2 separate regions of the Mus musculus genome follow, and region 1 is linked to region 2. Evidence: chromatin loops called from intact Hi-C (ENCODE). Cell type or tissue: left cerebral cortex. All regions are shown on one strand. Each heading gives the region's core, and the rest is flanking DNA. Links, peaks and the distances in the headings are about the cores only. Region 1 overlaps Hs3st5 (heparan sulfate (glucosamine) 3-O-sulfotransferase 5). Region 2 overlaps Hs3st5 (heparan sulfate (glucosamine) 3-O-sulfotransferase 5).

What was found. Hi-C counts contacts between places; a loop is a spot of excess contacts. Peaks named below come from ENCODE experiments on the same cell type or tissue, not always from the same donor. Only the 100,000 strongest peaks of a DNase experiment are listed, where the experiment ranks them.
Region 1: it touches region 2 in a loop (7-fold over the local background); 12 of 42 quality-filtered maps call a loop at or near these places.

What each region holds. Positions count from the first base shown.
Region 1 is chr10:36,783,744-36,800,006 of GRCm38, reverse strand. The region is part of intron 3 of Hs3st5 (heparan sulfate (glucosamine) 3-O-sulfotransferase 5); the gene reads right to left. Among named protein-coding and RNA genes, the nearest start is that of Gm22554, 16 kb to the right of the region's middle. In left cerebral cortex, for the core only: a CTCF peak has its summit at 8,013 (motif pointing right); a DNase peak (open chromatin) is centred at 7,981.
Region 2 is chr10:36,540,019-36,556,281 of GRCm38, reverse strand. All of the region lies in intron 1 of Hs3st5 (heparan sulfate (glucosamine) 3-O-sulfotransferase 5), which reads right to left. Among named protein-coding and RNA genes, the nearest start is that of Hs3st5, 41 kb to the right of the region's middle. In left cerebral cortex, for the core only: a CTCF peak has its summit at 9,439 (motif pointing left); DNase peaks (open chromatin) are centred at 6,849 and 9,441.

The sequences.
Region 1 (16,263 bases), core at 3,783-11,782, 240 kb before region 2:
TTTTAGCATTGGTATGGGGGCACACATGAGTTGAGGAGTGATATTTTTCCTTCTCCTGCTCCGTGGACTCTCCAACTGGTTACTGCTTCTCTCATTACCCTTATCTGTGCAGAAGAAAGCACAAATACGTGTTCAATAGTCTTCCTAATGGCACTGATTTTCTTTTATTTCCCATTTCTTTCATGTCCTGGACACTTTCATATATTTATTTATTGCTTTGCATTTTATATAGCACTCCACACATATATCATTGAACTCTTAAAGTAAATTTAGTTTTAATTTGCACTCCACTTTGAAATATTGAAACAAAAACCTCAAGGAATTTAACATATACTGATTTAACATCGTGAGATGCCGAGGGGGAAAATGCTGAAAAGGACAGGAGTTGTAGGTTCTTCTGTGTTTTCCCAAGTATTCTGACAGCTTATTCCAGTCTTGCTTAGGGGTTTCTATTTCAGCTTATAGTTACACATCACAGTTTGCCTTCACCATGGAGGGAAGCCAGAGCAGGGGAACTCGGATGTGGCAAGAGCTGGGAGACAGGAACCTGGACCAGAATTGATGCAGAGCCCATGGAGGAAGGCTGCTTACTGGCTTGCTCCTGATGGATCAATTTGTTTATTTACGTACCACAGGACCACCTGCTGAGGGGTAGTGCCACCTACAGTGGACAAGGCCCTCACACATTAAAATCCATCAAGAAAATGCCCCTCTGGCAGATATTATAAAGGCATTTTCTCTACTGAAGTTCCCTCCTCTCAAATGACCCTAGCTCCAGGTAAGTTGACAGAAAATGATCCAGCACAACCCACTAGCCTCCGTTTTATTATTGAGTAAGAACAGATATTCAATATGGCTGAGGGGAATGGGAATGGCATTCGGTCCCTGCAGAGAGGAAGTCACCAGTTAATGGTATGATCTTGATCACCAGCTGATTCCTTATTCTTCTGGATATTTATTTTCTTGAGGTTTAGTATATATGGAAAGAATATAATGTTTACTAATTTCATTAGAAATAACAGTAATCAGAATAATTGCTAAATTATTATGTATGCTGTTAACTCTCTATGCACTTATAGGATTCCACTGGTAGGAAAATCATTCACACACATATACATACTGCTGAGGTACTTGAGTGTGTCTCTCTTAACATCTACAGTTGATTCCATCTGCTGGTAGCAGACTGTGTTTTCCTGAATAACTGTCATCAGGTTATTTATTTCTTATTAAAAATAAGAAATTAGGGATCCTAATATTGGTGGGAAGGATGCTGTCCTTTGTTTGGAAACCTAACATTTGTAGAATTCGCCCTCTGCCAAAGATAAGGAGACTTGATTTTTAAACGTAAGGCTTAGTTAGATTTCAAGATTTTTCTCTTTCAAATAAACGGCAAAAAGAATGGCACCTGTAATTTTAAGCAGAATAAATAGATAGGACAAATTAATCAGTAGACTTAGTGGTGGTTGCCGGCCACACGGATGGATGTGAGCATCTCTCACATTTTCCATCTCAATGAGGCCTTTGCTTGTTGTTGTTTTCAGACAATTGACATGATCAGGCAATCTGGGTTATGAGTATACTTCGTAACTAATTGTATGTAAAATCGCAGTAATGTTTCCCCAGCTCATCAAGGGGATTTACTGTGAAGTCTAAACTAGGGGCACAAAAGTTGTTGCTCTCTCCCCTTTTTCTCCACATTTACCTTTAATTCACTAATGAAAACGAAATTTAGTACAGGAGACATGGTGAAAACATAGGTTGATGGGCATGACAACTATGGGAATGCAGAATTTTATTTTTCAGCTTTAGGAAGCTTTAGTAATTGTCTCCCATCCCCTATTGAGTTAACCTGTTCCTCCCTTCCCCCTTTTTCTGGCACGTGATAAACAGATCGAAAATAAGTACAAATGAAGTAAAATGAGAAAATACCAAGATAAGCAGAGATTGATCAGGACATCATCATTGTTAAAAGTGAGGCTATCTTTGTAAGGATGTATTAAATGAAAAACAAGAAAAAAAAAACAATGAAGTCATCTTGGTAATTAGCTTCAGGAATACAATTCCCTTCTCAGCAGTGTCCCCCACTAGCCCCATGAGTATTTCAAGAATGTCTATGCCAAACTTGTGTTACAAATGTGAATACTTAGTTATTTAGAGAAAATAAAGTCATGACTACTCTCCTCATACAGAAAGAACCATGCTCTCAGTTCAGGGGGCCTAATGAGAAAGCCACTTTCTATTTCAGTCCCTATTTATTTTCCAATTCTTCAGGGACTAGGTGGTATTTAACAATGAAACAAGTAGTGTTCCCATGTCTAATTAAGATTTTCTTGTCAGATTAATAAGTCATGTCTCATTAGACCAATGAACTGGAAGTCTTAATCTGTACCTTGGCATGCTAATCTTGAAATGTGGTTGTGGATCAGTATTGAAGGATGTGGAACAAACAGATTGTCTCAAGCCACCTAGTCTTCAGGTGCCATTTTCACATTGTTGATTCCAATGTAGCCCCACCCACAAACTCTCCTTAGTGTCATTCCAGGAATACTGGCCTGAAATGACTGTCAGAGGAAGCCATGGTCATGGATCCTTTTCTAGCAGTGCAAGCCGAAGCATCTTTTCATTCTTTCTCCATGACTTGTGCTTCTTTCTATGATGGCATTCTTTTATTTGCCTCTCACACAAGTGAACTTAAAAAGTGGCCAGAGTATAGCATAGAAGAGCCATATTAGTTTTCTAATGGAGGCTGGCAGGAAGCTATGCAACCACACCTGTGCTGATATTCTCTCAGAGGGCTGGACTTGATTTCAGTGACAGAGTGGAAGGTTAAAAAACAAAATAAAACAAACAAACAAACAAAAAAACCCCAACATTATATTTAGCTGACAATGTCCTAGATGGTTCCCCCATTGTTTTCTCAAGAGGACACTCATTCAGTAGGCCAAAAATTAGCTGGTGGAGAGGAAAGCAAAAAAGTTTTATTTCCCTAATTTCAATCATACCTTCATAAAGTTGACAAATAGGGCTAGGTTGTCTCCTAAGGTGATTCTCATTTTAGAATACTCTTCCTTTAGTGAACTAAATTGTCCCTAGCTCCAGGAAGCCAAACCTTTTTTTTTTTTTTTTTCTTTGCCATTATATCCCCTGTGCATTGTGTATGGTGGGCTCTTCACACAGATTTGCCTAACGACTGAGCAGAGCAGTGTCTGCTTTGTCATTGCCAGAGCCAGCTGAGCCTTTACGATGAGCTCAACCCTAGGAAACTTCTCATTAAGGAGTTCATGCCATCATCTGGAAAATTAAAATAAATAACCTGGAATGGAGCATGCCTGTTCTGTCTGTGTTAAATTACTGATGAGTAAAGCGAATTTGGGGGATCTTAAGAGGTTGGAGGAGGTCTTACAGACCTCATGAATGTTGGGCCATAGGAATGTGATAGTTATCCTGGATTGTCAACTTGATGGGATTTTAAATCATCAAAAGTACAGATTTCTGGGCATATTCATGAATGATTATCTAGACTAGATTTACTGTAACCAGAAGACCAACCATAAATGTGGGTGGCACCATGGCATGGCCTGGGGCTGAAGACTGAATAAAAAAGAGAAAGTAAGTTGAATGTAGACATTCATATCCCTGCTTCTTATCACCCTACCACCCTGACTTCTCGTCATGAAGTACCATCAAAGAAATAACCACCAACAGCAACCTGCCCTTTCGGACATAGATTTAGGTATTTGATCACAGAAATGTGCAAAGCAACCCATAGAAGTCATAATTTGATAGTCATTTTAGTTTTAATACCTGGAAAAATAAAACACACACACACACACACACACACACACACACACATAATCACCAGCGGCCTGGCATTTAATATATACATAATCACATTTTGTTTTGATAACCTCATGAGATTGATAAGACTTTCCACATTTGACAGAGCTAAGGTCTAGACAACCTTACTGATGAGTCTAAAGTTACATAGGAAATACAAGGAGTTGAATTTGAACTCTAAGCTGTGGACCTCCACATATACTGTGCTGCCTAAACAAAAAGTATTCTGCATTACTGAAGAGCCTTGATCTCAGGCAAGATGCTGACTGTGCTTCTAGAACATACATCTCCTAACCTGGCTCCTCCCACAAAGCCTGAGAGTCTCCCCACACTGAATGTTTGGCTTCGTTTGCCTTCTAGGATTTTGTGTTCACGTTGCTTTGTTCTGCTTCTTTGTTTGTGTGATTCCTTGTGTGATATCTGTCTGAGGTAATTCTCCTGGCTAGTGTTGATTCTGACTTTTGGATGTCAAAGTATCCTTGCTCATTTCCCCACAATTTCCTCCTGAGTTCTGGCTCTGTCTTGCTCTCTGCATTTGTGTGTGGCCATGGATCTGTCTTGGGCTTCCTGCTTTCTGCTGTGCTCCTCCAGCTGACCTCCTCATTCTGCAATACCCATATCTTGTATCTTAAGCCATTCATAACAAAGAGAACACAGGCAACCCAAGATGGGGCTACTAGCTGAGTCACACTAAGGAAACAGAGATAAGTTTGCATTAGGTAGGAGATGAAGAGGTGGTTTTGTTTACAATAAAGAACAGAAATATGACACTAGGGAAATAGCTCACATGGTGGCTAACATCTGATACTACATTGCTATGGGCTGAAGAATAAAAAGACCTATCCTAGAGGTTCTCTAGCCATCCAGTTGACACAAAACAGTAAGTTCCAATGCAATGAGATCATGTTTCATTGAGGAATTAAAGTCCTAGTGCCAACTGCTGTTTGCAAGGACAAGCACACACTCCTTCCCACACGAATATGCCAAACTCTCTCTCTCTCTCTCTCTCTCTCTCTCTCTCTCTCTCTCTCTCTTTCATTCCCTCCCTCTCTCTCTCATACACACACACACACACACACACACACACACACACGAGGGGGAAAATGGAAACAAAAAGCTGGGTGTGGTAGCTTGTCTTAGGGATTTTTATTGCTGTACAGAGACACCATGACCACAGCAACTCTTAAAAAGGAAAACATTTAATTGGGACTTACAGTTTCAAAGGTTTTGTTCATTATCATCATGGCAGGAAGTATGGCAGTGTGCAGGTAGACATGGTGTTTGAGAAGGAGATGAGAGTTTTACTTCTTGATCCACAAGCAGCAGAAAAGGATTGTGTGCCACACTGGCACTAGATTGAGCATAGGACATCCCAAAGTCCCCCCACAATGACACACTTTCTCCAACAAGGCCACTCCTCCAATAGTGCCATTCCCTGTGGGCCAAGCATTCAATCACATGAGTTTACAGGGGCCATTTCTCTTCAAACTACCACATGGCTCATGTGTATAATTTTGGCCATTTGGAGGTTTAGGGGGAAGAACTGACAGTGAGTTCAAGGCCAAGCTGGGCAACATAGTTACAGGTTAGACAGGGCTCTGGGATTCTATCTCAACTCATAAGAAAACAAACAAAAAGTGGAAGTAATATTTAAAAGGCAATTATATTACACACATATTTACAAAGGTTAAACTTGAGTGTTTATATGACTATGTAGGAATTGGAGCCCAAGTTCAAATGAGTAAATAAAAGCCCAGAAAAGGCCCAATTATGTTGAAGAAAATATGGTTTATTTTTATTTATTTATATTTAATTTAATTTAATTTAGAAATATGCTTTCTTAAAAGCATTGACAGTAATGCAAGGAGAGATTAGAGTAAGGACACCAGATAGGAGACTGATTTTGATTTAGCCAGACACTAACGGCTTCCTAGGCAGTAGCTAGGGGTAGAGATGTGCAAATGGAGAAACAGACATGAGTAGAGGAGTATTCTTAAGAAAATGTCAATAGGGCCATGTAAAAAGACAGTAAGATATCTACAATTTCATGGTTGCTACTAATTTTGAAAAAGATTTTGCTTCCTTTGGGAATGTGTAGAGAAAGGTACTTAACAAAAGATCAGCCAGTCCAGCATTCCACTGAATGTCTTCGGTAAGTGAGACTTCACTGGATGGGAGAAAGCAAAGGATCAGCACATGTGGCTCTAATGTCATTTGGGGCTAACTATTCTTGGATTTTCTTTTTTTTAATTTCAAAGCCATGAGCAGAGGTATATGAAATGCTGAAAAAACAAACTTTTATTGAAAAGCTACACTAGAACTCTTTCTGTACAGGTATTAAATATAAAAAAGACTGGAGTTATTTTTTACCCCTTCCCAAAATGGTAGATATATTTAAGATATACATTTTATTGTAATAATCTTAAACATATGTGGTGAATCTCCATGTTAAAGTGTAATGGGATTTTCTTGGAGGTTCCTTCCCTCCCTCAGAAATGCTATGTTCTATAAATATGAACAGAACCATGGAGTGTTGGGGTAATGATATTTTTTTGTATACTCCTCATTTCTTGAGTATGGCTATGACCTATGACTGTACCTGGCCAGTAGAATGTGGTAAATGTGATAGGATATCACTCGTCACTTTATGATATTGTATACAATTTTCTCTCTAATCGACTTAAATTCGTCTTCTTCTTTGTTCCTGGCTTTGTAAAAGAAAGTTCAAATGGACCTTTAACTACAGGAAACTAAATGCTTTCAACAACCATGTTAGCATAGATAGAAGTCTCACCCATAGTTTAGATGGGAACCAGCCCTGGCAAATGCCTGGCTGGTAGTCCTGTGAGAGCCTGCAGCAGGGAACCCAAGTAGACCATGCTAGGATTGCATCAAACTCAAGATCTTGTCTCTGCCTCCTAAGAGGCTGGTGACAGATGTGTGGGACTACATCTAATGATGCATGGATTATTTTAAATTTAATTTTATTTATTTATTTATTTTAGCTGTAACAAGAGTAAAGATTTCTTAAGCAGAATAGAAAATCAGTGTGATTTGGCTTGATCCCCCTCTTTTGTTGCTGTGTAAACAGTGAGAAGAGACTGTATTCTCTCAGCTGTCATGCTGAGATCCATAAGTCATTCTGGATTTCTGTCTGTTTCTTAGGATAAACACAGAGCATCTAAGTGCTCTACATACTCCCAGTCCTGGCTTCTTACTTGTTTCTTCCTTTCTATGCTGCATAGAAATGTCACCTCCAAAGAAGTGAGATGCAGACCTCACAATCCATGCCTTTCTTCAAGGCTGAAGGCTATGAGAGGCTCACATGGACCCACACAGTGAGATGGAGAGAAGCAAGAATTTTGTCAAGGACCGAAGAACACAGGATGGATGGGATGCTGTCCTGAGGAAGGGCAGTGTTTGGGCCTTTGCTCAGCCCCAGTTAATTCCACTGTTGCGCAGGCCATCAGTGGCCCAGAAATTACCTTGCTTTACTGCAGGTGCACTTTAAAAGCTCAAGTACCACTTCCTGCCTGAACTAAGTGTTAGCCCCAGCTTGGATCTTGTCTCCTCTCACCTGTCTAACACCAATTCCCTAAAATGAAAATCTGACTAATCCCACAATATTTCCAGTGGCATCCAAATAAATGAATCCACTCCAGTATAGTACTCAGAGGTTTTCCTTAGTCTGGGTGGCCCTTGTACCTCTCCACAGATTTCCTATGCTATGCAACCACCACACAGTCTATGTTTCTATAAGGCCCAGTGAAAAGTTATGCTATTTCTAGATTTCCATTCTTTCTGAAGTTGTTCCTCTCATGAGGCACGCTCTCACTCATCATGTGTTTGGCTACGTTCATCTTATTTTTTTATAGGCATACAGTAAGCCTCAGAAAGACTACACATTTTTTTTTTAAGTAGCAAATCTCTATATGACATCTGGGATGAGCACAAGGTGAGAAAGCATTCAGACTTCAGCATCTGAGCATTTGCACAGCGGACATTGTTATGGTTACACTTTTGTTGCCATTCTCTTGCCGATGTGTGTGAGATGTGGAGGAAATCAGCTTGGGCTAGGTAACTAAGTCCTCTGAGTATGTTTAGACATGAAAACTGATCTAACTGATGAGTAAGCAAAAGAATTAACCAAGGTTGGAAATTTACTAGGAATGTAGACGCCACTAGGGGGCTGTCTCATATCCCACAAATTCTGACCAACACTACAGGGTAACCAAATAATGAGGAATGGCTTTGTAACTGAAAGTATATGCCTTAGTCACATTACTGCTTGCATGTTCCCATAAAGCCTGAATATGTGACTTTATTATTTGAAGGTTTGCTAGAGTTAAGAATGTATTTGTGCTAAATAATTTAGCAATGCAATGTAAATATACCCCTGACAGAGAATGGTACACTGCTGTATTGCCCCCAGTCTCTTTGGCACAATAAAAACAAACAAAAAAACAAAACAAAACAAAACAAAAAAAAACCTCATCTAGCTTCTGATTACCTTTCTTCTTGAGTAATGCAAAGTAAAACAATTAAAAATTTCCCACTAGAACAATTCAGCCACATCAGCAGGTCTTTATTCGAAACACTCTTTACTGATATAAAATATTGATATATCTGCATATTGAGACATATAAATGCATATGCAATTGAGAATTGAGTTAGTTAATAACCATATGGAGTACGTTTTTAAGGCTGATGCTGGAAGAGGGTAACATGCTGTTAAGAATATTTCTCATCTGTTCTTAAGCAACTCAAAAGAAGGGTGTGTTTTAAACCTTTCCCCCTACAACATTTAACTGCATTTATGATATTCCTCATTACTAAGGAATGAACTATTAGTTGTTTATTTTCCTTTCTATATTATGATTTATTTTTGTTTCCACAGATTTTCAAATTTTAAGAATAATTCACTGTTTATTTGCTACTATCCTAAGATCTTGTGGCATAAACACATATTAAAAAACTGTGCATAGAACTATAGTGTCCTTTGTGCTCTGAAAAGTGTGAATTCTTAAAATCAAATAAATCAGGGTTATTTAAGTCCAGGGAATATTGGAGATGAGAAAAGCAAGGCATTTTCCCCTGGATTTTCCTTTTTAAATTATTTTTCTCCTTTTCTTTTTTTGTAGAATCTAGTAATATTCTTTGAGTTTGTTAATTACTAACAACTTCCATATTGAGTTTAACTCCATTCATAATGAAAAAAAAAGTCCTAGGGCAAATTTTTTAGCTTGGTAAATGATTCTTTTTTTTCTTTTTCATGTTTGTGATATATATATATATATATATATATATATATATATATATATATATACACACACACACACATATCACACACACATATATATACACATGTTCACATGTAGGAGTGTGTGGTGTGTGCATGTTTACAAATGAAAATGCATATATGGTGTGCATTTGTGCATGTACATTCACATGTGTGAGTGGGTATGTATGCGTGTTTATATGTGCAAGTGTCTGTGTACATGTTTACATGTACTAGACTATGTATTTGTGATTGTATACCATGTCCAGATGTGTGAGTGTTTGGTGTGCATGTATGTGGTGTATAAATGCACGTGCCCATGTGTAAGTGTGCATGTTAACATATGAAGAAGTGTGGGTGTGGTATATACATGTATGTATGCATTTCACTTAACTGTGTATGTGTGTGTGGTGTGTATACATGTTTGCATGTGAGAGTGTGATGTGAATGTATGTATGTATGTATGTATGTATGTTCACATGTGGGAATTGTGTTTGCATGTTTTTCTCTGTGTGTGTGTGTGTGTGTGTGTGGGTGGGTGTGGGTGTGTGTATGTTTGTGCTCATGTATGTGGCTATCAGAAGTTGATGTTGGGTATCCTCCTTGACCATTCCTTATTTTATTTACTGAGGTAAGATTTTTTTACTTAGCACTTGCACTGCCACCTGGGATCCTGTCTCTGGCTTTGAGCAATGGGACTGACCATCGGGGTTTCCAGCATTTATATGGGTCCTGGGGATCTGTACTCTGTTTTTGGGGGGGGGTTATATGCTTGTATTTGGTTTTAGTTTTACAAAGACCAATGCAAGACTTGCTTATATGTCACCTTCTTCAGCCCTCAAAAATATGAATATGTGTCCCAGAAGGCAAGACTGGGAACTAAGTAGCAGCAGTTGCTGTCAAACTCAAACTTTCTGCCAATCAAATAAAGAACACCCTAAAATGCTCAAGGTAGCTCATAGGTGGAGTTATGATCTTTTGCTTAAGCTGGTTATTTTTTTGGTTTTTTTTTCTTCAAAAGTTCTCTTGATAAAAATCTAGGTATTATAACATCAAACAGACAGACAAATAAACTGCCTATCCAAACAAACAAGATGAGGTAGCTAGCTAAATCCTTGAAAACACAAGGTAGGCATCATATCTGAAGGCAGAAATAAATGTCTAATCACTTACTGATACTGTATCGCATACACGGTACTGTATGCAGTTTCAGACTGCATGGACAGTGCACAGAAAATAATTTTCATTCATTGTCTCAGACACATCTGTACATAATATTTTGAAGCAATATTTGCATTAAAGAAGGAAAACTAAGAATTACTTAACAAATGGCTATATTAAGCAGCTATGTCAATCATAACACCAAAAGAGAAGTATTTCTTTTTATCTTGACCATGATTTTCTGAGTTAGTTTGAGAGTTTATCTTGAAATGAATAATTGTGTAATGCCATGGACACTCACTTTGGCGGTTTCAGTTACTACATGAGTTAGTGTGTTCCAGGAAGGAGAATTCATCTTGTATTTATGTATATACATACATATATATAATTGCATACTCACACACATATATGCATGGGTCCATATGGGTGCCTTTCTCCTTGAACAGTTTTGAAATCATGTACTTCTGATAACACAGTGAATTGCAATCCACAGTTTCCATCTTAACGGAGCTGATTGTGCTGTAGGAGTGTCTACAGCTATATATGACCACAAAGGTTGCCACCGCCCAGTGAATGACAGGCGGCAGAGATGCTAGTAGCTGGTCAAGAAATCATGACAGGCAAAATTGCCTGGCTCTGGCTTGCTTCATTTTGCCTAGAATGACTCCTCATCCCAGCCCCAGGGACATCCTGAAGACCTAAGGTCAGCAAATTCTTCTTATCTTAAGAGCTATATGCTAATTGCAAGTATCTTAAGACAGGGGCCTATTCCAAAAGTTTTATTGACTTAGGCCATGTGTCACACCATTCGCCTACCCGGCTTCTAGAAATGATAATTTCAAAGTTTTTACAAATTCAGCTGCTCCACACCCAAACCTTACAGATCCTAAAACCGAGACTATTGCCAAGATCCTTGGCTAATCAGGAGCAACAAAAAAAAAAAAAAAAAAAAATTGAAAAATGAACCTTTCTTTGTGAGTAAGTACCTAAGGCCCCCAAATCAAATTAGATAGATTTAGGTTTCCAAGCTATTGTTGAGGGGATGGCTAGGTCCCTTATTGGTTTATTAAAGTTTTTTTCTAATCCTAATAGTTATTACAAATAATCCACATATATTGGTGGGTGATGACCTCTTTCCTCTTCCACACTAACTTCCCATTCTAATTGCCTAATATTGGAGAGGACATATTGCCCAGCCGTGCCTAAACAGTAGAAATCCCTACAGATCTGACCCAAAGCTTCATGATTATTATAACTCCTGGCCCTTTCTCCTATTAGTCAATATTTGCAAGTGTCATAACCTATGAATAAGGAACAAATTGGAAAAGTTCTATCAGAAAAGAGAAAATAGGACTGTCTTTCTGTAGGCTAAAGGAGAAATAAAACCATTTTGTGGTTTCTAATCTATGCCGTCTTTGGCCTTTATTGTAGTTGTCTATGAAGAGCAGCCTCTATAAGTAAAATTATTCTTCTATGGTGGTTTTTGTCTTGAGGCATGAGATGAAAAGTCTTATATTAGGAAAATATGTATTTTGAGCTATGTACAACATATGTGCAACAGGCTAATTGGCAAGTATGTAGCATGCACCTATTCTCACACACTCCTCTCTTTGACACACAAACCTTTCATTTCCTCTTGAGTTTCTCCTGAACACAGGTACTCTGGGTCATTTCTTTCAAGCAGAGACTGCAGACAGTGAACTGACAATCCACTGCACCTCTGTTAAAGAGAGCATTTCTGATGTCTGGACATGTGTAGTCTTGTGGAAAAGAACCTTATTTCCCTCCTAGACAAGAGCAGCAGCATGGCTAGCAGTATTTCCCCAGAGATGGCCTGATTTAAAAAAAAAAATCGATATCAACTCTTGACACATTTTCATTTACATCAGCACATGACTTTCAGTCGGGGTACAAATCAATAGGCAGGCTTTTAACACTACTCAACTCTTTCTTCCTATCGCGCTGCAGCCGGGCCATTTGCCTTAACATACTATGTTTCTTCAGGAGCAAGTTTAACTGTTTTTTTTTTTTTTTTTCCTGTGACTAATCACAACAGCCTAAACTGAAACATTAATCACATGACCATTTCTTCATCACCACTTACAGCCAATTGACTTTTTACTTAGTGAAACCATTTGCAGAGACTGACAGTTATTCTAAAAGGGCCAAGGGGCAATGGAAAAAAGAAATATCTAGTTTTAATACATATGTGATATATGGTTTCTTAGGGTAACACTATGCTGGACAGTCATTACATGCCTCAGACTTTGTGGGAACTATCTACAGACAAGGTAGAGACTGAGACTCGTTTAAAATGGAAGTGTTATTGAGGGTCCTGGCATTTGCTCTGAGGACAATTAACCTGTTCTTTTTCTTTAAGCTACAAGTCGCAAAGGGTCACTAATGATTGGCAATGTGTTTTCTCTGACTTTTGAAAGCTGATTCTTTTTTTTTCTTTTGATTTTCAAGCTAGCTTAAAAATTCACTTAGATCTGAGGCCACACGAGCCTGACAACCTCTGCAGTATTGGCAGGCTTCAGTAAATGTAACAAGTAGTTCATTACTGTGGTAACTCAGATTTCTAAATAATGAATCAAATTCGTACATTATTCAGAACCCGCAACGGGGTTATTAAGCTGAATAAGCAGGGCCTTGCAGAGGTTTACAGCATATTTATCTAGGGCAGTTCCCCAGCACCAAAGAAGCTTGCTTTAGAAATATCTGAAAAGGCGACCTCCTATATCGCATCACATTCTATCTGCAATGGTATCTTTTAAGAGTCCTGCTCAGTAAGATGTCGGTCGCCCCCGATGGTCCCCCAGAGCTCTCTGTTGATGAGTGCTGAGTGTGGAATGTTCCCCCTGTTGCTTTACAGGCCTGTAAGTATGTGAAAGAAACAAAGCTATCTTTAGGAGGGACAGCTTTGGGTGTTTCCTCTACTGCCTCCATGCTCTGGTATATGTATGAACTAGAGGTTTGCATGTAGCTGTACTTAGGCCATCTGACGTCAGATCTGGAACATTTGCAGCACACAAGAGGTGTGGACTCTCTGAGATATGGCATTGACATGCAGCAGATCTGTTGGCATCAGGAGAACCCACTACTACTCCTCGTCTGTCTTCCTGTCTTCCTACTCCTGAGAATGAGTGCTGCTGTTCCAGATGTTTGGACATCACCATGACAGGTGTCTTATGCCTGTGCACCTTGCATGAATGAAGGAAAATGATGGCTGAGATAACTTAAGGTTATAAACCTTAACTTCAGTAAATACTCCCCAGGAATTATATATTACATATATGGCCTCAGGACTTAGGTGTTATTTATTTCCCCATTTGGCAAGCTCAGTTTACAGCACTCAATGCATGTGTCTAAAAGTAACACAATTTACGCTTAGTTCAACTCAATCATTAAAGTTGTATCGCCATGCCAACATGCCTCATCTTAGCTGTGGCTATATGTAAGAAGTCTGCCTTCTTTTTTTTTTTTTTTTCTTTTTTTTTTTATTAGGTATTTTCCTCGTTTACATTTTCAATGCTATCCCAAAGGTCCCCCATACCCACCCCCCCAATCCCCTACCCACCCACTCCCCCTTTTTGGCCCTGGCATTCCCCTGTACTTGGGCATATAAAGTTTGCAAGTCCAAACAGGCATCTTTGAACTGCAGACTATGCAAGGCTTCTCTTCCTCTGGGAAACAGAAGTAGTCAGTCCAGGATAGATATTTTCTTTAAAAAGCCCAACTCATTTTTCCCCCCTTGGGATTGCACACATCCTCATGCCTAAGTTTTTGTGAAGGATTTTTAAAACAGTTTTTCAGCTCACCTTAACATCCAGTGCTGCCCTAGTAAGCAGCGTGAGTATGTTTGGAAAAGAACCAAATAGCATATGCTACGACCTCAGCCTCTGATGGCTTCCATTCTTATCCCTGAATCTTGTGACTTAGCTCTCTATTAAGGCCTTCTTATAAAGCAATATTTAAGAGGCAGAATACAGTGATTTTTTTTTAGATGTTTAATAAACATATATATTATGTTTATTTATTTTTAGATATTTTCTTTATTTACATTTCAAATGCTATACCCAAAGCCCCCTATACCCTCCCCCAACTCTGCTCCCCAACCTACCCACTCCTGCTCCCTGGCCCTGGCATTCCCCTGTTCTGGGGCATAAGATCTCCCCAAGTCCAAAGGCCTCTCCTCCCATTGATGGCTAACTAGGCCCTCTGCTACATATAAAACTAGAGACATACCTCTGGGTGGGGGCGGGTACTGGTGAGTTTATATTGTTGTTCCTCCTTTGGGTTGCAGACCCCTTTAGCTTCTTGGGTACTTTATCTAGATCCTTCATTGGGGCCCTGTGCTCCATAGATGACTGTGAGCATTCACTTCTGTATTTGTCAGACACTGGCATAGCCTCACAAGAGAGAACTATATCAGGGTCCTGTCAGCAAAATCTTGTTGGCATATGCAATAGTGTCTGGGTTTGGTTATTGTATATGGGATGGATCGCCGGTTAGGGTAGGCTGGATGGTCCTTCCTTCTGTGTCAGATCCAAACTTTGTCCCTGTAACTCCTTCCATGGGTATTTTGTTCCCCATTCTAAGAAGAAGCAAAGTTTCCACACTTTGGTCTTCCTTATTCTTGATTTTCTTGTGTTTTGCAAATTGTATCTTGGGTATTCTAAGTTTCTGGACTAATATCCACTTATCAGTGAATGCATATCATGTGTGTTCTTTTGTGATTGGGCTACCTCACTCAGGATGATATCCTCCAGATCCATCCATTTTCCTAAGGATTTCATGAATTCATTGTTTTTAATAGCTGAGTAGTACGCCATTGTGTAAATGTGCCACATTTTTTTTTGTATCCCTCTGTTGAGTTCTTTCCAGCTTCTAGCCATTATAAATAAGGCTGCTATGAACATAGTGGAGCATTTGTCCTTATTACAAGTTGGAACATTTTTGGGTATATGCCCAGTAGAGGTATTGCTGGATCTTCTGGTAGTACTATGTCCAATTTTCTGATGAACCGCCAGACTGATTTCCAGAGTGGTGGTACAAGCTTGCAATCCCACCAGCAGTGGAGGAGTGTTCCTCTTTCTCCACATCCTCGCCAGCATCTGCTGTCACCTGAATTTTTGATCTTAGCCATTCTGACTGGTGTGAGGTGGAATTTCAGGGTTGTTTTGATTTGCATTTTCCTGATGATTAAGGATGTTTTCAGATGCTTCTCAGCCATTTGGTATTCCTCAGTTGAGAATTCTTTGTTTAGCTCTGTGCCCCATTTTTTAATAGTGTTATTTGATTTTCTGGAATCCAGTTACTTGAGTTCTTTATATATATTGGATATTAGTCCCCTATCTGATCTAGGATTGGTAAAGATGCTTTCCCAATCTGTTGGTGGTCTTTTTGTCTTATTGATAGTGTCCTTTGCCTTACAAAGCTTTGCAATTTTATGAGATCCCATTTGTCGATTCCCAATCTTACAGCACAAGCCATTGTTTTTCTGTTCAGGAATTTTTCCCCCTGTGCCCATATCTTCGAGGCTTTCCCCCACTTTCTCCTCTATAAGTTTCAGTGTCTCTGGTTTTATGTGGAGTTCCTTGATCCACTTAGACTTGAGCTTCTTACAAGGAGATAGGAATGAATCAATTTGAATTCTTCTACATGATAACTGCCAGTTGAGCCAGCACCATTTGTTGAAAATGCTGTCTTTTCTTCCCCACTGGATGGATTTAGCTCCTTTATCAAAGATAAAGTGACCATAGGTGTGTGGGTTCATTTCTGGGTCTTTAATTCTATTGCATTGGTCTACCTGTCTGTCACTGTACCAGTACCATGCAGTTTTTGTCACAATTGCTCTGTAGTACAGCTTGATGCCAGGCATGGTGATTCCAACAGAGGTTTTTTGATCATTGAGAAGAGTTTTTGCTATCCTAGGGTTTTTTTTTTTTTTTTTTTTTATTCCAGATGAATTTGCAAATTGCAAA
Region 2 (16,263 bases), core at 3,104-11,103:
CTGACACTACTGAGAACGATTCATTGTTCAAGGAGCCTTAAATCCCAGATGCTCTCCCAGAGCAGATGCTGAGTGTTTTCTCTTCTGAAATATAGGCTTGTTGGGAATCCACTTATTTTTATTTTTAAAAATCATAACTTGACAATATCTAGGTGATATTTACGTTGATACTGCCGTATCTCCTAAGGATATTTAAAAATATTAAAATGAGATACCTTATGTATCATACTGTGTGACTCATTTTTTTAATTGCAAGACATTAATATTCATGAAAAAGATAGCATCAAAACAGGGTTGCAAATGATCCAGTTTTATTTTTTTCTTCTGGTCCTGCTGATGGCATTATCAAGGAGCAAGTGTAAAGGCAAACTGGGGGGACCTCAACTTCATGCCTGACTCTGGGGACCTGGTTCTCATCAGAGCATTTCTCTCTGTGTAACTGTCAATGGACACTCATTCTCAGGCCCCCTAGAAGCAGACTGACAGGCCTGTCCTCTGGAGAGGATGGGAATCATGTGTTCAGTCCACCCACTGTGACACTCAGCGCCTTAGCACTACTGCTAATTGCACATGTGATGTCAGAGATCTTGGCTCAGGAGCAAACAGCAGGCTAATTAAACAGGGCCACAGTCATGTATGTTTCATACAAGGGAGCTAGCCAATCTCTGAACAGAGTTCTTGTTTTGTCTTCACCTGTCAGTACGCCAGCACAGTTAAGGCCTCGTAGAGTAATTGCTCTAAGCATCTAAGCAGCTGCAGGTCAGCAGTGAATACAATGGAAAGACCAGGAAACAGAGTCAAGTCAATCATTAATTTGACAGATATTTATGAGGCCAAATGTTAGACAGGCACTGAATCTCGGGTCCTGTAGTCCACTTCCCCGGCTGATAGATAAGATAATGTCTGTGCCATGTCTAGGGGAAACCTGATTTCTGCAAGGCATTAGGAAGCTCTTATAACACTCTTGTGGACAGGATGAAAAAAGGTGGGCTGTCTCATAGGAAGATTGATATGAATGTCTGATGAATGGATGGTGCCACTGGGAAAGAGATCCATAATGCCAGGCCTAGGAGCTAAGAATTCAGCCGTTTCTTATTCTACATTTGTTATCAGAGCCTTCAATGAAGACTTTACACAAGGCCTCTTTATCAGCTTAGTAGACAAGTGCTTTGGCTCTGGGTTTGAGACTGCTTTGACACATGCCAGGATTTAAATCTTGCAAGTTTCTGTTTTCTTATACAAAAAAAGAAATGTCTATACTATCATTATGGAGTTACTATGAGAACAAAAGGAATGCATGCTAACTGAGCACATGTCCATAACCCAAAACATATTTTAAGGAACAACTACTCAGAAGGCACAGATAAACAACTACACAGAAAACACAGATTTCCCTCTAGTATACACCAAAATGAAGATTAAAATGATCCTAACTGGTAGAATAAGGAATATATTAACAACTAAAGGCATAAGGAGACTGTGTAGTCATTTTTAAGTTTTGTAAGTGCTTCTTAACCTTACTTAATTCTATTATAAATGTGACAGATAGCAGCGCCTTGATCCCCTTAACACTGTAATAATGGAGTGTGTGTGTGTGTGTGTGTGTGTGTGTGTGTGTGTGTGTGTGTGTTTTGTCTTCAGAGATACTTCCTTCTGATGGATCTGGAGACTAGGGCATATAAAGCTGAAGACAACCATGTCTGGTGTACATCTTCCTGCTGTATTTTCATAGACTTTTTTTTAATTCAAGGAATGTTCTCTCTCTCTCTCTTTCTCTTTTTTAATTCTCCCATTTTCCCCATACTGATACATTTAACAAAATAAAGGATGCAGGTTAACAAAACAAAAAGAAAAAAAAAACAAACAAAAACGAGTGGCAAGACTATTTTAAATCATAATTATCTACTCTCCGTTGTCCCTTTTCAAGTCTCTTCACTAAGAGACAAAGTGCTTCACTAGGGCAAGGGAAATAAGTCTAAGAGCAGAGAACCGCCCACTACAATCTGCCACAGCCACAGGCATGTATGGGTTAGCCAGCACTTCCTCAACAGAGGAGTGAACATTAAAGTCATATATAGGAAGCAGATGCATCGGTATCTCACTACTGCTGCTTTAGAGATGAGTTGCTATGGAATAAGACCACATTCTTCCTAGGACCACACACATCCTTTCCTGCACTGACAAACAGTAAAGATGCACTTCTTCTCACCATTTCAGAGTCTGAAAAATCCTGAGTGTCTTCTGTGGCTCTTCTGACTCTGTCCTCATCTGCAAACAGGGGTGGAGGAGTAGATATGGATGCGAGTCAGTTCCCTTCTGAAGTTTATACTTTTAAAATCATAACCAGACAATTTCTAGGTGACGTTTGTGCTGGTAATGCCATGTCTACACAAGAATATTAATAAACACAACATATTAACTTATCACAATAAGAATATTAATGAGTAATATTTTAAAATATTAAAAAGAGATTGGTCATATTTCAGACTGTGTGACAAGTAAAACTTAGACTGAAAACCAAACTATCAGTGTATAAAGGCAAAGAAATGCAGCCATACTCTACTTGATAGAGATTCCCAAACCATATCCAAGTGGTTCCTTTACATCTTTTTTCAAGTGTGCATCAAGTGGCAAATAAAACAGACACATCTGGGAGAGGGGGTCATTTAGTTGAATAATCTCATGTGTCAGTTTCATATGCTTCTATTTGATTTTGAAGTTCCTTCTGTGGTGTATCTGTGCTCCAAGTAGCTAACCATAGAAAAGATTGTAAAGGCAGAAACAGTAGAGGGCTAAATGGCCATGTACTTCTCAATGTACTGGGTAGAACTCTGACAGCACAGAAAATATATCTACACAAATTAGATTTCCTATACTTTTAAGTATAAAATTCACAGTTTATCTCACTCCTCACAAACTACTCTCCTGTATTAATATTTTTTACAACAGTGGCCTTTATATGCTATTCAACTATTAATAAATACTGACCCATGTTAACTATACTTTAGTCTGTTTACCAGCAGTCTTTTTGTTTTTTTTTTGTTTGTTTTGTTTTTTTTGTTTTGTTGTTTTGTTTTGTTTTGTTTTGGGTTTTTTTTTTTGTTTTTTTTTTTGTTTTGTTTTTTTTTTTTTTTTTTGTGGTTTTTCGAGACAGGATTTCTCTGTATAGCCCTGGCTGTCCTGGAACTCACTTTGTGGACCAGGCTGGCCTCGAACTCAGAAATCCGTCTGCCTCTGCCTCCCAAGTGCTGGGATTAAAGGCGTGCGAGACCACGTCCAGCTACCAGCAGACTTTACTGAACAGTGACTCATGGTGGTAAATAGATTTCAAGTAAAAGATTCATTAACAATTGAGCTAAATTTTTGCATGTGCTCTTATCTGAAAAAAAAAGAAATGCTAATGTGTGAATAATTACTCACACTTATTAATGTGCCTATAGGTCATGTATATTTATGCATAATATTTCTGATAAGTAAACAGGTAAATATAGCTCTATAGTAAACACCAAAATGAAACTTAAATGTATCCTTTTTATTAGATATTTTCTTCATTTACATTTCAAATGCTATCCTCTTTCCTAGTTTCTTCTCAGAAAGTCCCCTATACCCTCCCACTCCCACACCCGGCCCTTGTCCCCAGCCCATGCACTCCTGCTTCTGGCCCTGGCATTAAAGATACTTTTGCTGCAACATTTGATCTCTCATACAATCCAGATAATTAGAATCTTGTAAGCTACTAATAAAATATCTACACAGTAAATGCAAACACATATTATCACTTCTGTCAAAGTGCAAGGCAGGAGCGGGCATTTGTAAGCTTGGCAGTCCATAAGCTTTACCAGGTGGAAAGAGTTTAAACAAAGGATCTTTAAGGGGATAAGCGAGTGGAATATGGAAACAGATGCATAAAGTCCTGCATTGTTTTAAAAGGCACCACAATTTCAAAACTCTGCACTAAAAAGGTTCATCAATGACATCCCTGGCTGAAGAGTGACAGTTTCTAGAGCCTCCGGGAGCTGGTAAGAGAACCTGGCCCACTGAGTGAAACTAGATATTTTGCAACACGATGGGAGTACATGGTTCTTTGGGAAAAAAAATACACAAAGAATCTGACTAAAGGTAAGCATCAGCAAGTGGAACTTTGTTGAAATCCATCCTCATATTTTACAGCTTGAGACATTCCCTGGATTCTCCATGATAACACTACTAGCCACTAGTAGGGTTAGCCATTACTTCAACCGATCAGCAAACATTAGAATTGTGATACTGTACAGCGTTAGCAAGAGTTGGATAAGAAGAATACATCACAGGACATGAACAGCTCTGTTTTTTGCAGAACTCCACTTTACTCACTAAAAACAACTCATCTGTGCTAGGAGAAAACGCAAGATGCCATGGGAACATGCAAGCCATGAGTGGCCTTATGCATCTGTATGCTGACAACTTCAGTGAGGGAATAAGGAACCAGATTTGAAAACCCAAAGACACAAGAGAAATATTGCTCATGGGGAAAGATGTCCTTGAATACTTGTGTCATGTCTTTTAATATAGATTCAGGAAATTATTTTTCTGAAATTACACTCATAGCTCCAAATTGTACAGTTCTGTAGGAATCTACTAAGTTCTCTCTGTAGATAAAGTACTGTGTTAGATTTGAGAAACAGAATGAGTGTGGTTGATGCCTTCCTTCTAGGCCTGGCAGTATCACAGAAAGCAACGGGCATTCAATGGGTATGTGCATGTTGTAAGATACTATTATTCATTAATAGGAGTTTAAAGGAGCAGATCTGAAACTGCAACAGTGTGTCACAAGAGTGAATATGGTTTAACATATTCTGGCAATAAAAATTGAAGCATTGCTTTTAAGAATCTTAATAAACATTAAGATTCTATGACTTCCTATCACTCATTTAAAAAGTGTGATTATTTACAAAGTTCATTCTCTTACATGACAGTGTTATCTCTTATCCTTCTTAAGTAAAATATTAGTAGCAATTGAAATTGAAAGTAATTGAGAACTCTTTTGATTAGTTAGTGTGTTGTTTAGAAAATGGTTTGTTTGTCTGTGTGTGTGTCTGTCTGGATGGGTTTATGTGTACCACATGTGTATTGGTGCCAGGACTCTAGTAGAAGGCATTAAGGTGCCCTGGAACTGGAGTTTAAGCCACTTGATATGGGTACTGGGAAACGTACGTAGATACTTTGCAAGAGCAATCAGTCCTCAGCTGCTGAACCATCTCTCAAGCCCTCTTTGTGTGCTGATTTAATGACTAAAATCAGACACATTAAGTGACAAAGACTGACTAAGGTGATTTTCCCCTTGTCAGAAGGTATAAATTATCTTTTTTTTTAGAGGAAAATATCTTAATAAAATAGAAGTATGTGATTGATCTTGATTTATTCTTTTATTTCAGATGTAGATGTCTAGTAGGGTTAATATTCTAGGTACATTTTATTTTACCTTTTCTGAAATCATTTAAAAATAGAGAAGAATATTTACTAGAGTCTGCCCTGGTAAGTTTTCTGCATAAGTTAATTTTATAACAGAACAAAATCCATGCTACCATCTTCATCGTGCAAGTCTCACAGGTGTTTATTGCATGCCAGAAGAGCCAAAATCAATGTTCCTATAATACCCAGTTAGTCATCACAATCTAATAAGATTTGGGATATTGATGTTCTAGTTTCATAAATGAGAATTATGATGATTAATCTTTATAATGAACTTGAGTGGACTTAGAGATATGGATGAGGGACCCTAATATGTTTGGTCAGATTTTCCTTGGAAAGTCATCTTCATTCTGAAGGTTGCACATATGCATTAGCAGGACTCGGGAGAGGTAAAGAAGAGGACAAGTTGCTTTAATTTTCTCAGGTGGGAACTCGTGGTCAAAAGCTTTCAGTCAGCCCATGAGAGTTAAGGATGAACAATGAATGTGTGATTCAAAGAGACCTATTCCCAGGAGTAAAAAAGTCTGCATTTAGTCTTGGTACCTGTTATGGGTACAATGTGAACTGTCCTTCAAAATGCTCTTGTTTTAAGGTCACTCAGATAGTGCTACTGAGCAGTTGATAGCTTCCAACAATGCTGAAAACATTTGTATGTTTAATCACTTAATGTTACCTGAATGCTGGCTAGAGGTAGGAATAAGTTTGAGAAAATAGGTGGCTGGAGCCATGCCTTTGAAGGATACATCCCTAAATCTTCTTCCTTGCCTTTTATTCCTGACCACCATGAGGCTCCGAATAGCTTCATTCTGATAAATCTTTCCACTATGATATATTTCCTCATCTCACTCCACAAGCAACAGCCTTCTGCCTATGAACACAGGCCAAAAGGAACCTTTTATATCTTTAAGTCCTTTATATCAGATATTTGGTAACACCAATAATGCAGAATAACACAGTATTCAGGGTTTTGGTATACTTTTAAGGCATCTTTATTCTGAATATGCCGTTCTCTATTCTCCCTATACTATATGACTTCTTATCTATCTGGAGCTGAATCCTTAACTTGAACTCAGTTTCAGGACTCTCCTGCTCATTTCTATCCCAGAAAATCTGAGCATATGGCAGAGTTCTCCACCGCATCCTGGGGGCTCTATTTAGAATAAGCTAGGTCTCCCAGGACCATGACACAGCTCTCTCATAGGCGACTATCTGCTCACCACCACTTAAGTATGTCTGCCAAGTTTAAGAGAATGGAAGGGCAGTCAAGGACATAAAAGGATCTTTTAAAGGAAAAAGCAGCCTCATGGATAATTAAACACCATTCCCAATGTTAAAACGACACTGTGTATTCATTAGATTTTTGTTGGCTTTCCATATCATCAGTGACTCACTAAGTTGGCTATTCAAGCTGCAAACCTCACTGTCTGCTGCTGCTTTTCTCTCCAATATTAGCCAGTGTTTGAAGTTTTCAGAATGGTTTTGAGTTATTCCTGCCAAAGTGTCATCCTGAAGGCTATACTTTAGAAGTATGTATTCATCTAATGGGAGATGAGCACATATGTGTGTGTGTGTGTATGTGTGATATGTTAAATGAGGTAATAAGAATGATCACTCATTTTAGTCAACATAATCTTCAAAATGTCGTCTCAAGGTAAGAGTAACCTAGGCCTGCTGGGAGCCACAGAAAATGATTATTAAGTGATCAATGGATTATGGCAGCATGTGAGAAATACTAAGCGAAGGTCATGCTTAAGTTTATAAATGATAGAGTTACCTGGCTTTATTTCTTCACTGTGGCTATAAGCAAAATTAAACTATCAATCATCTTCCAACTTAAGTAAAACATAGGACAATAATTCAGATACATAGATGCCAGGCTAAAATACATTAAACCATCCAAAAAGCAATGAGGAATAATGAAAACTCTTACAAAAAAATTACGGAGCAGATATTTGGGGTACAATATGTGTCTGGAAACAAAAATTAGTCTGGGTAAGCTTCAGTTCAGTGATTTAGTGATCAAAAACTTCTTTCCAGTCCCCTTTTCATGCTCTTCTTTGCCATGAGAGCATTGGGCTGCATCTTCAGCCTCAATTCTTCATCTCACGCCCAAGTCACACTGTCTTTATTATTCATAGGAAGAACATGCCATACTTTCTCAACTTATCAATAGATCAACAACATTGACACTACTCTTACTGAATTAGGTTTGAACTTATTTAAAACGTTCCTAATTAGGAAGAGGACCAAGGGAGAAGGGGAGACAACAGTGTAAGCAAAGTACAATGATACTTACATATAAAAATGTTAAAAAAAAAAAAGGAAAAGAAAGAAGGAATGATGGAATGAAGGAAGGAAAGGGAGGGAAGGAGGGAAGGAAGGAAGGAAGGAAGGAAGGAAGGAAGGAAGGAAGGAAGGAAGGAAGGAAGAGAGGGAGGGAGGGAGGAAGTGCCACGGATGGATCGGGCCCAGTTGGCCTCTCTCTATCCGTGTGGAATCAGGGTTTCAGACAGATGGGCACAAAGAGTCGGTGAGAATTGACAAACAGACCCAGACAAGGGAGTGTTGAATCTGAATGTATTTTCTCCTAAAGAACACCAGCCTTTTAATACAGAAGAAAAACAAGAAAGCCAGGCGAACATATCCACCAAGTTACAGTGACACAAAACAAAAAAGAATGCATACATAAAAAGATGGTGTGGAGCCAGGCCATGTTTACCACTGAGAATAGGAACAATCCTTAATTAAAAAGATCTGCTAAACACAGGAGCCAGGTGAATGCTCTGATGCAATGCTAGTCTATTGTTAAACCCACCACCAGGGGTTCTTTAGTAAATACCTGATTATGCTATTCCTCTGGGCCTAGTGAAAAAAAAACCTGGACCAGGGAGTTCTACTAACCCTTTCATGTGACAACTCACCCATTTCCTAGACCATTTTGTATTCCTGTTTGGGTGTGATTCGGCTATTGTCCTAAGTAATTACTATGCAGACTAGCCCTGAGCTTTCAAGCTCTAGTCAAGTAAATTGTAATGCCTGATTATTTTCACTGTCTCTACTAGAAGTAAATTTGAGTGTTACCAAATTGGTAACATTCTTACTGAATTCCAAGCTCAGGGTCAGCTTCAAGGGCTGCCTAGGACATTGGAACACAGGCAAAGGCTTAGCTATATGTCAAAATCAATCCTAAAAGGCACTTATAATAAAACAATACTGAAAGAGAGCACATGGATCCATGCACCAGACTAACGCAGGGACAGGTTTTGAGTATACAGCTATGGGAATGCCAAGGTTCCAGGAGGCTGTTTCCGTGAAACTCGCCTCGTGACTGCTTACAGGCTTTTAGGCCTGCCAAGCAGACTTCACTGGAGTGGACGTAGCAAGGAAGGAAGGAAGGAAGGAAGGAAGGAAGGAAGGAAGGAAGGAAAGGAAAGGAAAGGAAAGGAAAGGAAAGGAAAGGAAAGGAAAGGAAAGGAAAGGAAAGGAAAAGAAAGGAAAGGAAGAAATTTAAGGAACTTTTAAAGGAAAATTAAAACCAAAACAAAACAGGAATGATTGGGCTTCAGTAGACATGTGATTCTCTGTTGGCTTCAGAAAAGAGAAAATAACTTATTGAATAACAATTCTATCCATAGGCATAGCCATTCTAATGTAACAGATATAAAAATCCCTGGGCAAAACACAAGATTTAAGAAGTGTTTCTGACTGATATCCATTCAATCAGCAGTTACACAAAAGTCAGTAAAATGAAAAACAAAAACAAAAACAAAAACAAAAACAAAACCACCATTCTGATATGGTATGGATAAGGATGCAATCAGAGGAATACATGATGACTTCTTTTCACATGGCATCATATGTTAAGGACTTGTGTTTTCTTCAGTCTTGTCTTTAGTGAATGGATTCTTAGGTACAATATTGGCCTACTAATAAAATGTGGCATCCTTATAGGTCAATTTTATTGCCTCTCCACTATACATTTATATAAAATGAATGCGCCCTCTAGTGGCTAGTGGTGATTTATTTTAGATTTGAGTACCTTCCTCCATAGCACACACTAAATGGTCTGTAATCATTAATTCTCAAGGGGGGTGGGACATCTTCCTGGAGACGAGGATGGAGGGCTGGGGGGGGGGGGGGAATGAGGAACTGTCAGAGGGCAGTCTGCAAGAGGGATAACAACTGAACTTTAAAAAAAAAGATAATTTTTTAAAAATGTTTTTGATTTTATAGGTATTATCAATCATTCCTATGATGATAGACATTTAAACCTGTATAACTTACATCTTTAAAAAATAATGAATCTTTTATTATATGTTATCATCAATAATAATATTGCAAAAATAATTACAAAAAAATTCAAAGCGTAAAAGTGTAGGAAGTTAGGAAGGTATCTACTATTTTATATGCTTACAAATCTACTTAACACATATATGGCTTATTCACAATCTGTCATAAATGCCTCAGTAGTCGGTGTGTTCTAACATTACATTTGTGTTGGTAGAGAAATAAAAAATTGAGCTCACATAATTCTGCAAGTGGAAAAGGAAAGAGTGATTTAATACCTTTCATGTAATTTTGAGCATCATTCTTTCTACTACAGCAAAAGTTGACAAGCAATAGTGTCTTAAAGGGTAGTTGTAATGTGGAATCTGAAACTATATCAATCAACTCCAGCATATTAAAATATATTGACCTATTTTTCACTTTGAATGGAGTTTTAGCAAGCATAAATTATAAAGTAATGCATTGGACTCTTACAAAGTACTGGTGTTATTTCTGAAGATTTTCTACCTGTTGACACATTTCTTTATTCAAAATTCACATTTATTAATACAACCAGTTACTTCATCAGAAAAGCTGTCACACTAATGGTGTCATAAGCATAGATTTTTTTCTAGTACTTTTTCTTGAAATCTGGAACCCTATATAAACAAATATTATCAACTTTGATCATTTCTTGACAAAATATCTGTAAAATAGCTAAGTATGAATGATGCTACAATGCTAATCCTTTTTTTTTACAGTAAAATAACTAGTACAATGAAAATGTGGCTAGTTCAGCTAGCAACTCAAATAATCCACCTGAGCCTTTCTCTCAAGAAAATATTTGTATTGGTGTATGCAGAACAAATGTTTTGTATGTATACTCGATTTCAGTACATAGTGTATTAATAAAAGCATATTCAAGGGTTGATAATATAGTTAGTAACTTGTACTCTTTCATTACATTCCTAGGTAAAGTTGTCTCCTTCTACTCTCTTCTCAGTATGAATGCATGACAATCAGTTTGGAGCAACTCACAAATGAGTTTTGTCCCAATCATGCAAATAGCAATGTAATGAAAAGAAAAAAAATAGCTTTGTCTTTTAAGAATCTCTGGCTAGTGACTAGAGGTAATCAGGAGTCTATGGGCCATACTTTGAAAGTTTTCCCCTATATGTTCACTATTAATCATATAACCATAAAAATGATTATAGACTAAATAGTCTCATTTAACCCTAGAAGACAAAGAGGTAACTGCTAAAAATGTGCCAAGTTTTATTCAGAAATCTAGTGTAAATAAAAATGTAATAAATGATTTATAACATGGGAATCCGAGTCAGAGACCTGATAGTCCTTATCTGTTTCTGAGTTTGCTAGAAATCATCATCCTGAATGCTCAACACCCATGCCCTGCCTGTGAAACATAAGATAAAATTGCTTCTTTGCTTCATTTTAAAAATCTCTTCATTCCTCCTGAAACCTATTTCTGACCACCAAAGAACAGGTAGCAGTAGGAGCTGTTGCAGACTGGGGGAAGGATATGGGAAACCTGTATACAATTAGCTGAAGTAGCAAGAGCAGAATAAACATATTCCATACTTGTTAAGCAAGGGACATTATCAGGAAATGCCAATTACACTTCTATGCTTGTTGATATAGGAAGTTGAAATTAAGATTGTGGGTTCTGAGAGAAAATTCTATATTTTGATTCCTAAGCCCACGTATTCTATTATATCCATAGTGCAGGTCTAGATCTAAGTTGGCTAGGACATCTTTCTGATTGTTACAGGATGCCTGTGGCTACATAGTACTATGGTCAGTGCTTAAATCATATCAACACTATTATTCTTTCTTTTATGAGAATAGTGAAGAGGGTCACATTTGAAGAACGTGTATTACAACTGGACTTACTTTTTTTCCTCACATAAATATCTATTGAGTATTACACTAAGATTTTTAAGGACTACACTAAAATCCCCTGTTTGATATAACAAAGAGATGTCTAAGAGTTTTATTGCTATATTAAAACTTAATATAGAAACTAAGATTAAAATTGGATTTATTGATGCTGGTCTAAAATACGAACTTAGAAGACATTCATAAAATAATTTTGATATTAAAGCCCATGTAAAATACAACATATCATATGTAAATTCTACTTTAAATTATCTCCCCATAAAGGTAAAGGGTGAAAAATTTGCATTTAAAAGTAAGAAGCAGATGAATGAGCATTTACTAGTGAGATGAGGTTAGCTTTTTTTTAATGGACAGCATGATTTTGATAGTAACACAGCCTGGAAAACATGAAAATATTATCATTTTACATAGCAGGAATGTGAGGTGAGGTAGTATTTATCCTCAACAATATTCATGTTTATCAGCTTTGTGTTGTGTGACTTATGAGTGATTTATGAGTTTTGACCATTTTGATACACACTCTATTCAGATTTTTAACGTAATTACTTGATTTTCTGTATTAAGACTAAAGCAGTAAAAGTCTTACTGTGTTGATTCATGGTGGATGCTTAGAAGTTGTGTGAGAAAAACTGATTAACTGGGACAACATATATCCTGCCACCAATCATGGGAAAGAAATAAGTAAATAACAGAATAGTTTTTATTTCATGGAGTAAGACTAAATGTCTATTAAAACACTGAGCTGAATTTTACCCACTATTAAGTATAAAATTTATCAGGAGTAAACTGAAATTTTACAGCTCTTTTTCAATCCTAAGTCTATTAATAACTTTCTTACCTCTGTTCGACTGGTTTGCATAGTGCAAAATATTCTCATTTTATACCTACTTCATAGTTCACTGACCACTTCATTATAAATAAAAGAAGGAAACAGATCTTTCACAATATTTTGACCTAGCCACTGAAGTGTATAGGGTTTGTTTCAGAAGCCCAAGTAAAGAGACAGGAGCTATAGACATGGCAATGAAGTGATTCTCCTAGTGGCTCTCCCATGCCAGAAAAAAACTTGATATGCCCTGGGAGACATCCTCACCCCTGGTAGCTGAGGCCCACTTGTCATGGAGGACCTAGGATTCTCAGGCAAGAAGATTTAAGACAAGAGGTCCGGAGTCTGCACAACACCTTTGCATAAACTGGTAAAAAAGGAAGCAAGGTTGAGACCTGATTCCACAAAGCACCTTTTTTTTGTAGAGAATTTTGAATTCCTTTGGCATGTGGTTAATGGTACCAACAGAGCCTCTCCTCTCATTTTAATAAAGCAGACTTAGAGGAGGTGAGGCCAAGGAGGCTGACTTTTCACAAGAAGTCACCCAGAGGCTGAAAAGAGAGCACTTTGGTCATGATCTAAGAAATCCTTTCTCATTATCCACATATGCGCCAGAGGAAATGAATTCTCTAGAAAGTATTTTCTTCATAACCGAAGCTTGTAAGATACTTACAATACAAAGAGAATTGCCTGGGGCATGGATTTAAGTATTTAATAAGTGAAATTTTTCCTATAGAACTGACTTGTCAATCAGACATATATATGTATTTCTTAAGTATTATCCAGTGTAATGAATTAAATAGTAACCAACTGGGTTGAAATGTCATAAATCCTTTTGTGTTAAGCATCACCATGTTTTGTTTTCGCTTTTTATTTTTGTTTTTTTGTTTTTTTTTTTTTGTTTTTTTTTGTTTTTGTTTTTTTTTTTTGAGACAGGGTTTCTCTGTGTAGCCCTGGCTGTCCTGGAACTCACTCTATAGACCAGGCTAGCCTCGAACTCAGAAATCTACCTGCCTCTGCCTCCCAAGTACTGGTATTAAAAGCATGTGCCACCACATCATTTTTTAATATGAAGCAAAAAAGATTGAAAAAATATAGTACTACATTTGTCTTTGCACCAAAATTATTGAACATTTTAAGCAGAAAATTAAGTTTACGTTAAATAATGTCTGCCAGAGCTCTTCTTCCAATATTTATTTCATAACTATAAAAGTTGATCTAAAGAAAAGAGTTTCTAGACTTATTTATAGTTTTCAACAAGCCTTTCAATAAGGTCTGAAGGGTAAGGTGTAGAGAACCAAACTTCTGAGCTAATGAAAGCCATACATGTAAATTTATTCTTTCTGTACTGCAGCAGCAGGGAAATAGAACTTAACCAAGGAATGGTTGGAAAAAAAATAATGCTGTAGTTTCTATAGAAGACAAATCTAACTGTAAATTCAAATTCTTAGAGCTAACACAACATTTTCAAGTTTTCAATGCCCTAGTAGGTGGCTTCTTAAGAACACTCAACACATTTATTACATAATAGCACTGTGACAATACTCAATGAATTATTTATGTAACAGGACCCTGAGGATGCTCAATGGATTTATTCTGTACAGCACCTGATTCACAAACACTCTGCATGCACCTGTACAGTTGATACCTGTACCAATCAGTGTATGAGAAGAAGTGGTTCCATAAGAAAATGTTTGGGATTGTAGTTACTTTACAACAAAGAAGAAAGAAATAAAAGTTTTAGGCTTATCTATGTAGTGTGTAAAGCTCTGAGAAAGTAACATCTACAGCAGTGCCAATCCAAGTTTTCAAACTCACAGGTACTGTGAAGAGTAAATATGCCCAAGTATTAAAAATGCTTTTGGTAGTAGAAGAGGCAACTGTGTTTTGTATTAGGTACTAACCAATAGCTTCTTTCTTCCTCCTTGACACTCAGAAAAATCTATTGTTTTTCAATTAATTTGATTGTAGATAAAGCCTCGAAAATGATCAGTGTGTGTAAGATGTATGTTTAATGGTAAAATGATATTCTCTCATAATTTTCAGTGATAAGTGCACATATCAGTACTTTTGGCATATTTCAACTTGTATAAACTCATTTAAGCAATTAAATTTTCCCTGAAAAATAGAGTTTGGCAACTCCATAGTTTAAACTTGCAGACTATAAATATCTTGAGGTTGAGTAATGCTGATACAGGCAAAGGCACCAGAATTTGTTGTTCAGTCAGAACAATAAATTATATAAATGAAGAAATGGAGCTGCCATTTTTTATTCATTGAAATAAATATTTCCATTTCAAAGAATCAGATACGAACACAAAAATTATACATAGTAGGGTGCCATGCTAACTCTACAGTGTCTTAAGGAAAACATTACCAGGTGGGTCATGCTTTCATTTTGGCATTTTGATTTCATATTTGGAAGTACATATACCAGTGCAGTATGAAGGCTTACTTCTGAGCAGAAGGATTATGGCCAAATTAAATTACTCTCTGTTTATATCTTAATTTAAAAATAGCAATTTGAAATATTACTACTAGTTAAGAAGATATCCACGTGCATTTTCCCCCTCCCTGAAAGTACTTTCTATAGTCCTTGCTAAATCACTGCATGTTTTCCAACTTCTTTCATTATTAAGTCATTTTATTTAAATTTAACATCCCCCCTGCCTTGAAAATCAGCATCATGAAAATTTTTATCTTTCCCTTTTAGGAAAAACTGGAGCACACGAGTACTTATATTTAGACAAATACTTAATTCTTCAAGAATAGTTGGATCTTTTATTCAAGTTTGAAAACTAACATCAAGTCAAATATCTGTTCAAAAGTATAAGAATGATGGAGGGCTGGTGAGATGGCTCAGTGGGTAAGAGCACCCAACTGCTCTTCTGAAGGTCCAGAGTTCAATTCCCAGCAACCACATGGTGGCTCACAACCATCCGTAAGAAGATCTGACTCCCTCTTCTGGTGTGTCTGAAGACAGCTGCAGTCTACATATAATAATAAATACATCTTAAAAAAAAAAGAATGATGGAAAGTGCTTTAAAATTTAAAAGGAAATGTAAAATATCCTTGAAAGATAAAATACAAAACATAAAACCAACCAATCAACCAACCAACAACAATAAAAATTCCAAATACTTTTCTAAAGTTTTACACATGTGCTGGTACTAGATACCTAAACGGAGACAAAGGACAAACAAAAAATACTGGTCTTGATCGCCACACTCTCCATAAAATATGGTTAGTCCTAAATAGAATGTAAGCTATATCCATTAATACATCAGCTAAATGTGCATCTTATCTAATATATATCACAGAAGATTATGAAACACATAAAGATTTCTAATCTAAATACAAAAGTTAAACAAATACCAAAAATCCCAGCAGATATGATAATCTGCTACTACTGAGGCTGAGGTTAAATGATTGTTAAGTTTAAATCTCACCTGGGTGAGACCCTATTTGAAAATAGAATGTGAAAGAAGTTTGGAGTGTTGCACAAGGGTAAAACATTTGCCTTGAAAACCCTAGAACAAATCATTAGTGCCATAAACAAAAAAAGCTTATAAATTGAATTCATTAGAATTATAATTGTCCCTCTCTTTGAAAGAGGAACACTCCTCCGCTGCTGGTGGGATTGCAAGCTTGTACAACCACTCTGGAAGTCAGTCTGGAGGTTCCTCAGAAAATTGGGCATAATACTACTGGAAGATCCAGCAATACCTCTCTTGAGCATATACCCAGAAGAAGTTCCAACTGGTAATAAAAACACATGCTCCACTATGTTCATAGCAGCCTTA